Regions from separate parts of the Homo sapiens genome. Here all the other regions are linked to region 1. The links are chromatin contacts, found by Hi-C or POLR2A ChIA-PET in ENCODE. All regions are on one chromosome and are shown on one strand. The core of a region is the stretch at or near the end of the contact, and the rest is flanking DNA. Distances in the headings are between cores, read along the strand shown.

Region 1 (2,700 bases), core at 66-2,565:
AATACAATTCAGGCAAGCTCTCTACCACTTGCCTCCAGTTTCAATAACATATTTCTCCTTTCCATCTGAGCCGTCACCAGAATCACCTTTAATGCCCATACTTCTACCAAGGCTCTTCAAGACAATAGAGGCTTTTCTATCATGCGCCTCAAAATTCTTTCAGCCTCTACCGATTACCCAATTTGAAAACCACTTCCCCATTGTTAGGTATTTGTTACAGCAGTACCCTATTCCCCGTACCAAAAATCTGTGTTACGTTCTCCAGAGAAACAGAACCAAGAGGCCCACTGAGCAAGCGAGATTGATTGATTGATTTTAAAGAATTGGCTCATGCAATTGTGGGGGTTGGCAAGTTGGGAATTCAGGTACGAGTTGATGTTGTAGTTTTGAGTCCAAAGGCTGGAAACTCAGTCAGAACTTTCTGTGTTGCAGTCTGGAGGCAGAATTCCTTTTTCCTTGAGAAACCTGTCTTTGCTCTTAAGGCCTTCAACTGATTTGGATGAGGCCCACCCGCATTATTGAGGGTAATCTGCTTTATTTAGGCTGAGACATGAGAATGGCATGAACCCGGGAGGCGGAGCTTGCAGTGAGCTGAAATCGCGCCACTGCATTCCAGCCTGGGCGACAGGGCGAGACTCCGTCTCAAAAAAAAAAAAAAAAAAAAGAAAAAAATTTTTTTTGAGACGAACTCTCGGCCTGTCGCCCAGGCTGTAGTGCAGTGGTGCAATCTCAGCTCAGTGCAGCCTTTACCTTCTGGGTTCAAGAGATTCTCCCATCTCAGCCTCCCAAGTAGCTTAGACTACAGGCGTGTGCCACCATGCCTGGCTACTTTTTTTTGTATTTTTCGCAGAGATGGGGTTTCACCATGTTGGCCAGGCTGGCCTCGAACTCCTGACCTCAAGTGATCCACCCACCTCAGCCTCCCAAAGTGCTGGAATTACAGGCGTGAGCCACCGTGCTCAGCCAAATTTTTTTTAATTAAAAAAAAGAATTCTTCCTTACCCATGGACTCAGGTCACATTCTCTCTCTCTCTCTCTCACACACACATTTATTGCCCACATGGCTTCATTAAAATTTAAGTTCCAGAAGGATGAGGCCTTTAATTCGCGCACTACACAGGTGCTCAACACACAGTATTTTCCTTCAGTTGTAGAGAAATGAACAGTGGAGGACCCCCGCCGCTGGGTCGCACGAGCTAACAGATCGGCGGTCGCTGGCTCTCCGCTCTTCCAGCCACCCACATCACGGCGCCTAGAGGCGGGACATCCTGTGTGGACAACAGGGAGCTTCCGGATTGAGCCGGAAGTCCCCCCAGAGCGGATGCCGCGGCGGGCCTGTGGGAGCGGGGTCATCTTCTCTCTGCTGCTGTAGCTGCCATGGGCAAAAGAGACCGAGCGGACCGCGGTGAGACGTTGCGCGGGCACGCTCAGCCACGACTGCCCTTGCCGGCCCTGCCCCCCGCTCTGCCTCGGAGCTGCTCCGGGCCTCTGCGCCGGCCGACCCTGCTGGCCCTCCCGCGCGCACCCCGTTGGGACAGGCCTTTGGGCGGGAGAGATGCTGGACCTGGGCGCAGCCCAGCGAACTCGGCCTAGGGGAGACGGGTGAGGGGCGCAACGCCTGCGGGATGCAGGTGGCTCTTAGCTAGGAGTTTGCGGCGGCGCAGGTGAAATGCTGCCAAGCGGTGCGGAGGGAACCCTGAAGGCTCCTGCTGGGCTTACTTCTGTGTTGGTATCTTGCAGACAAGAAGAAATCCAGGAAGCGGCACTATGAGGATGAAGAGGATGATGAAGAGGACGCCCCGGGGAACGACCCTCAGGAAGCGGTTCCCTCGGCGGCGGGGAAGCAGGTGGATGAGTCAGGCACCAAAGTGGATGAATATGGAGCCAAGGACTACAGGCTGCAAATGCCGCTGAAGGACGACCACACCTCCAGGCCCCTCTGGGTGGTAAGCATGCCCTTAGCTTGGGCAGGGCCCAGGAGTGTGCGGAGCGGCAGCTAAATCTTGGGCATCCTCAGAGTCAAAACTGACATTCAGGATACTGCCCCTAGAACTGGCCGGGAGAGAATTTTCATCCACACACGTTGGAACAGCCCAAGGCAACAGCGAGCAGTTGCGCACACGTGTGGCGGCCGGACCTGGGCTTCCAACAGCTCTAACCCCTCGGTTTACTCTCACTCCTTCCCCAGCCCTACCCCATGTAGTGAATCCTTTTATCTGCCGAATAAATAGCATTTATCATGTAACAGTTTGTTTCCTCAAATAATGGAAGACATGTTCGGTAGCAAGCTTTTGCTCTACTTTAAATAATTAATGTTATACATTTAGTTGAAATCTAGCCAAAAGGTAACTTGAGGATAGCCAGTAAGATGGGCTTTCTCTGTGCAGAATAGTAGGAAACAGCTGTTGACTTTGGAAACACTTTCTTCTATTTTTCTTTACTCTTCTGTATCTGATTAATGTAACAGGCCCCACAGTTGTCTGAAGGAGTGCTTGCAAGAATATCTGTGGTGTTGGGCAGCTTATTCTTTCTTGATAATGATATGGGCAAGAGCCCAGTAGTCTCTGCAACTCATGTTTCCTTGTCTGTTTTGTCCATTTGGTATCTCTCAGGCTCCCGATGGCCATATCTTCTTGGAAGCCTTCTCTCCAGTTTACAAATATGCCCAAGACTTCTTGGTGGCTATTGCAGAGCCAGTGT
Region 2 (2,700 bases), core at 97-2,596, 170 kb after region 1:
CAGAATATGGAACGTTCTTTAAGAAAACTGACCTGGTTTCCTCAAACAGGTAATATCATATCGTCTCAAAAGCTGGTGGGGGCTGTTCAAAACAGCCTAAAATATCCTAGCAACAAATCCAATGTGTGAACCTTAACTGAATCCTGTTTTTAACACCGTTAAAAACACCAGTGTGACAACTGGTAAAGTTAAATTAAATTTAATGTGGATTAGATATTAGATAATAGATATATTATTGTTAAATTTCTAAGGCGTGATAATGGCAGTGTGTTTATGTAGAAATTCTTATTCTTAGGAGTTGCACACTGAAATATTTATTTATGTATTTATTTATTTATTTTGAGACGGAGTCTCCCTTTGTTGCCCTGGCTGGAGTGCAGTGGTGCAATCTTGGCTCACTACAACCTCCACCACCCAGCTTCAAGTGATTCTCCTGCCTCAGCCTCCTCTGTAGCTGAGATTACAGGCGCACACCACCATATCCAGCTAATTTTTGTATTTTTTAGCAGAGACGGGGTTTTGCCATGTTGGCCAGGCTGGATTTGATCTCCTGACCTCAGGTGATCCATCGGCCTTGGCCTCCCAAAGTGCTGGGATCACAGGCATGAGCAACTACACCCAGCCCACACTGAAATCTTTAGGAGTAAAGTGTCACCTGCAATGAACTTTCAAATGGTTCGTATATATATTTATAATAAATATATAATTTTTCACCACAGATATGTGTGACAAAGTGGTCACAACTGTTGCATGGAGATCATGGGTATATGAGGGTTTGTTGTGTTATTTTTTCCATTTATTTATGTTTGAAATTTTCCATTAGGAAAAGTTGGAAAACAATCGGTAAAACCCATAAAATAAAATTAACAACATAAATTGAATGTGATGAAGGATATTGCTTTATTATCCTCTTTGCAGGGGTACAGGCTGTTGCTCTGTTTTAATTTACAGGTTTAGCTGGCATGCCCATAGAACTTGGTGTCAGGAGAAGACTCAATTCTCCAACTACTTTACCCAAACTATTGTGAAGCTTTTTTTTTATGGGGCATTATGAAGTTGTTTGGCCTTCTCTTGACTTGACGCCAACTTTGACATTATGAAATCTGCCCTGTTCTCTTACATTTACCTGGAGACACAGAATTCTACTCGGTGCCAGTATGATCTTAAACAGAAACTGAAATTCCACACAGATGTGGCCAACAGGACCTCACTGTCACGTGGTCAGGCAGGTAATCCAGGGCGCCTGCACCGGTTGCCTGCTTTGCCTCCACACTGGCAGCAGGGTGGTCAGAGTGCTGTGTCTGCTTTAATACTCACTTCCCCAGATCTCCTTGTTGCTAAGCATGGTGCGTGACCCAGTTCTGGCCAACAGGATGAAGGCAAAAGTCACTCATTGGGCGGGGCTTCTGGATGTCTGTACAAGGGACACCCTTGGGGGGCTGTCGCTTCAGCTCTTTACTTTTTGCCCCTCCCCTCCTCCCTAATTAATGCAGGAGGCACAGCAGCTGTCCTGCAGCTGTGAGGACAAATCTCTCACAAACTATTCTCAGAGAGACTGAGTTGGAAAACGGAAGGAACCTCTGTCCTTGATGACACCCCTGCACAATTGCATCTGCCCAAGGCTACCTTTCTGCAGACTTATTATTATATGGGAAAAATAAACTCTTGAGTGTTTAATCCAGTGTTCATTGACTTAACCTACAAAAAAGATCTTCTCAAATGATTCATTCAGAAAATACTGATGTTAAATGTTTAGATGATTATATATGGCATGAATATGGATGCGAAAATTCTTAACAAAAATATTAGCAAATAGAATTCAGCAATATATACAAAGGTTATACATGATGACCAAGAGGGATTTATTCCAGCGAGGCTGGTTTAATATTCAATCATATGATCCTATCGACTGATCTAGAAAAAGCATTCGGCAAAATTCAACACTAGTTTATGATGAAAACTCTCAGAAAACTAGGAATTTAGGAGAACTTCCTCAACTTGATAAAGAACATCTACAAGGAACCTACAGCTAATATACTTGGTGTAAGACTGGTGCTTTCTCCTTAACATTGGGAACCAGGCAAGGATGCCCACTCTTACCAGTGCTATTCAACATAGTACTGGAAGCTCTAGCCAGGGCAGTAAGTCAAGAAAAGGAAATTAAAGGCATACAGATAAGAAAGGTAAAAATAAAACTATCCCTATCTGTAAATGACTTGATCATCTAATAACAAATTCTAATGAAAGTAGTCAAAAAAGATCTAAATAAATGGAAGATATATAGTATTCATAGGTTGGAAGATTCAACACTGAAAAGATGTCAGTTCTCCCCAGACTGATATACAATGCAATTCCTGTAAAAATCCCAGCCAGAAATTTTGTAAATATAGCCAAAAATTTTGTAAATATATACAAATTTTATATTTGTAAATATAAAATTTAGGATTATCCTAAAATTTATATGGAAAGGCATAGGGCCTGGAAAAGTTATTCCATTCAACCAACCCAAACTATTCTGACACCAGTGAGGTGTACTGCAGGACAATTCTGGCAGAAGCTATCCAGAGTTAGCACAGATCTCACAAATTAAAGGGCATGGACCTCAACAAGGACTGCTTTCTTCCAGACACCAGCCACAGTGGGGTTCCCAGGACACCTGCACTTCTGACCAACTGGCTACAAACCTGGGGGGTTCCCATG
Region 3 (2,700 bases), core at 86-2,585, 250 kb after region 1:
CTTAGTGTTCAAAACAAAATGAAACAAAAAAAAAATGATAAAAACTCTCAGAAAACGTGTGTGTATTTGTTCTCCCTCTTCTTGTCCGTGAGTGCGGATGGAACCGTGTTATCTGTGGCTTTCTTACTGAGATGGTCTGCCCCCGAAGGCCCGCTGCCCTGGGCTGGTGCACCACAGGGCTTCAGCCCCTGTCCCCTGGGGTTCTTAGGGGTGGTCAGCTGGAGGTCAGGGACTGGGGGCTTGGGTGAAGGGGCTTGGCGAGCCATCTCTGTCCGAGAAATCTGCTGAGTGCTATCCTAAGTGACCTTTTTATTTTATTTTGTTTCATTGTTTTGAGACAGAGTTTTGCTCTTGTCGCCCAGGCTAGAGTGCAATGGCGAGACCTTGGCTCACTGCAACCTCCCGCTCCTGGGTTCCATCGATTATCCTGCCTCAGCCTCCTGAGTAGCTGGGATTACAGGCGTGAGCCACCACACCCGGCTAATTTTATATTTTTAGTAGAGATGGGGTTTCACCATGTTGGCCAGGCTGGTCGCAAACTCCTGACCTCAGGTGATCCACCTGCCTTGGACTCCCAAAGTGTTGGGATTACAGGCATGAGCCACCACACTCAGTGACCTTATTTAATACGCAAGAGAACCTGTGGTTCAGGTACCAGGACTCCCTTTCACAGATGAGGAAGCTGAGGCCCACGGAGGTCCAGTTACCGGCAGGTGAGTGATGGCACTGGACTGTGGGTCTGAGCACTTGACCCCAGACCAAGGGCAATGCTTGTGTCTGGTGGGGTCTGAAGGGCCTGGGTGGGGGGCAGGCATGCTGGCCTGGCTTGTCCCTCATCTCTTGACCCCTGCTGACCCCGCTCTGGGCGCTTCAGTTCCATCGGCAGACTTGGACAGGTCTGAGCAGCAGCTTTCCAGGAGCTGCGGGGACTGTGCCCATGGGCCCAGGGAGCAGCCTGCACTTCCAGGTGGAAGGAGCTCACGGCTCTCTTTAGTAATAGTTAAAGCTGGTGAGTGAGGTGACTGTCAGAGTCTGAGCTTTATTTTGGGGTAAAGCCCCTGGGCTTTGCTTTAGGTGGCAGGATTGTCATTGCTGTGGCCCTGCCTGGTCCTGTGGGGGGCAGATAGTGTTGGCTCTGCCATCCGTGGCTTCCAGGAGCAGTGGAAGTCATAGCAGTTGGGACAGAGCCTCTTTCTGGTTGCCCCTGCTTGGAGATCTCCCACCTTTCCTACCTTCCTTCACTCCCTCCTTCATCCCTTCCTCCTTGACAGCCTCATTTCCCCTGCCCAAGGTCCATAGTGCATTGTGGGTGGAGCCGGCTTGGAGCCCAGCCCACTTCTGAGCCTGGGTGCACGTGCCCTGGGCTCTGTGAGGTGTGAAGCCACAGTGCCATCATGGGAAGTCTTTGCTTTTATTTCAACCTGAAAATTCAAAACAAAACAAAAAAACAAAAAAACCCACCTCATCTAAAATACATTATCCAGGAGAAAGCATTTAGATTAGGTTTTTGACAATATAAGATTCCAAGATATGTTCCATGGCAGCTTTCAGCTTTACCCCCAGCCCTCGCCGCTGGGGTAAGGAGCGGCCCTGCTCTGTACCACAAGGTCAGGGCCTGCAGGGAGCTTCTTGCCAGAGGGAGCAGGGCCAGGATCGGGGCTGGGGAGCCTGCGGATCCAGAGGGAGGGAGGCCAGGTGTGAGGTTCCCATCCTGCTGGGGAGGGGCAGCGGCCCAAAGTCTGAACTGAGATGTGTGTCTGGGAGCCGGGGAGTCAACTAGGTTCATGGCAGTGCAGGGGGCATTCAGAGCCAGGCAGCGTGAATAAACAGGCCAGTGAGCTGAAGGGCCGGGCAGAGCAGAGGGCCCAGGCCAGGACAGGGTGGAGGAAATAGCAACAGGTGGGGTGAAGGTGGCCCATGGTGGGGGCCGGGAGAGGTGCGGGCTGCTCTCCATGCCTGGCAGCTGGACGTGCAATGTCCCGGAGGGCTTGGCAATCTGGCTTGATTTGGGCTGACGTGGCCACGGAGGCCCAGACCCTGGGCAGGGCTCCTGACTCTCAGAGCAGGCAGGCCGGGCTGTGGGTTCTGGGACCCAACTGAGGCTGGAGGCTCTTGCAGACCCCACACCCTGGGAGGGCCAAGCACGAGCTTGGGAAGAGGCCCACCCTGGGCAGCCCTCTGTGTGGCTCCCCTCCAGCCTCCCGGAGCCAGCGTGTGGCGGGAGTGACAGTGGCGGTTTGGAGCCAGGACTGGAGAGAGGTCTAGGAAGGCCGCCTCTTGTGTGGGGGCTGTGGGGTGGGCTGCAGCAGCCCAGGTGCCTGAGGGAGGGCCAGGCCCTGCATAGAGGCATTCTCATGGCTTCCTGGAAGGTGTGGGCCCCTTTTGAAACCCCATGAAAATCTTTAGAAAATCGGTTTACTTATTTATTACTCTGTGTTACAAACTCATTTGCTGGCAGGAGCAGGATTTTGAGTCATGGGACTTGGCAGCTAAAATTATCACACACACCCCCTGTCAGTGCAAATGGCCCCGAGGCCTCAGGCTCTGCACCAGCTCCGCCGTCAGAGGCTCTCAGAAGTGTCCTTCCGGTGCAGGGAGCGACCCCCTGCTCCCCGCCCTCCTGCCAGCTCCCCGGTCTTCCACCGCGGCCCCAACACTGGCCCTGCTGCTGGCCCGGCCTCTCAGCCCTTGTCCTTGATT

The links. A loop is a pair of places that touch in the nucleus more often than their neighbours do. ChIA-PET counts read pairs that join two places held with the same protein, here RNA polymerase II (POLR2A). Pooled maps may share reads with other maps.
Region 2: a pooled map shows a loop between it and region 1 (2.9-fold over the local background). The contact joins the enhancer-like site here to the promoter of ERCC3 in region 1. A Hi-C loop is called at or near these places in 1 of 50 pooled maps. POLR2A ChIA-PET finds 5 or more read pairs at or near these places in 3 of 52 experiments (Caco-2, K562 and activated CD4-positive, alpha-beta memory T cell).
Region 3: a loop to region 1 is called in a map of adrenal gland, with 2.3 times the contacts of the local background. The contact joins the enhancer-like site here to the promoter of ERCC3 in region 1. A Hi-C loop is called at or near these places in 3 of 168 maps with a recorded cell type or tissue (adrenal gland and dorsolateral prefrontal cortex) and 4 of 50 pooled maps.

The regions. Positions count from the first base shown.
Region 1 is chr2:127,292,759-127,295,458 of GRCh38, reverse strand. It overlaps ERCC3 (ERCC excision repair 3, TFIIH core complex helicase subunit), which reads left to right and starts at 1,315. Exons shown (of 15, transcript NM_000122.2): 1 at 1,315-1,405; 2 at 1,741-1,946; 3 at 2,613-2,700. The coding sequence starts at 1,378.
Region 2 is chr2:127,127,282-127,129,981 of GRCh38, reverse strand. The region is part of intron 2 of LOC105373605 (a long non-coding RNA gene); the gene reads right to left. Among named protein-coding and RNA genes, the nearest start is that of BIN1, 21 kb to the right of the region's middle. Within about 2 kb of position 1,346, at least 11 of the 41 ENCODE cell types and tissues checked have a DNase peak (open chromatin) inside an H3K27ac peak, as active enhancers do.
Region 3 is chr2:127,045,382-127,048,081 of GRCh38, reverse strand. BIN1 (bridging integrator 1) reads left to right here. Exons shown (of 19, transcript NM_139343.3): 19 at 1-50. Among named protein-coding and RNA genes, the nearest start is that of BIN1, 60 kb to the left of the region's middle. Within about 2 kb of position 1,335, at least 4 of the 41 ENCODE cell types and tissues checked have a DNase peak (open chromatin) inside an H3K27ac peak, as active enhancers do; they include dorsolateral prefrontal cortex, where a contact is called at or near this core.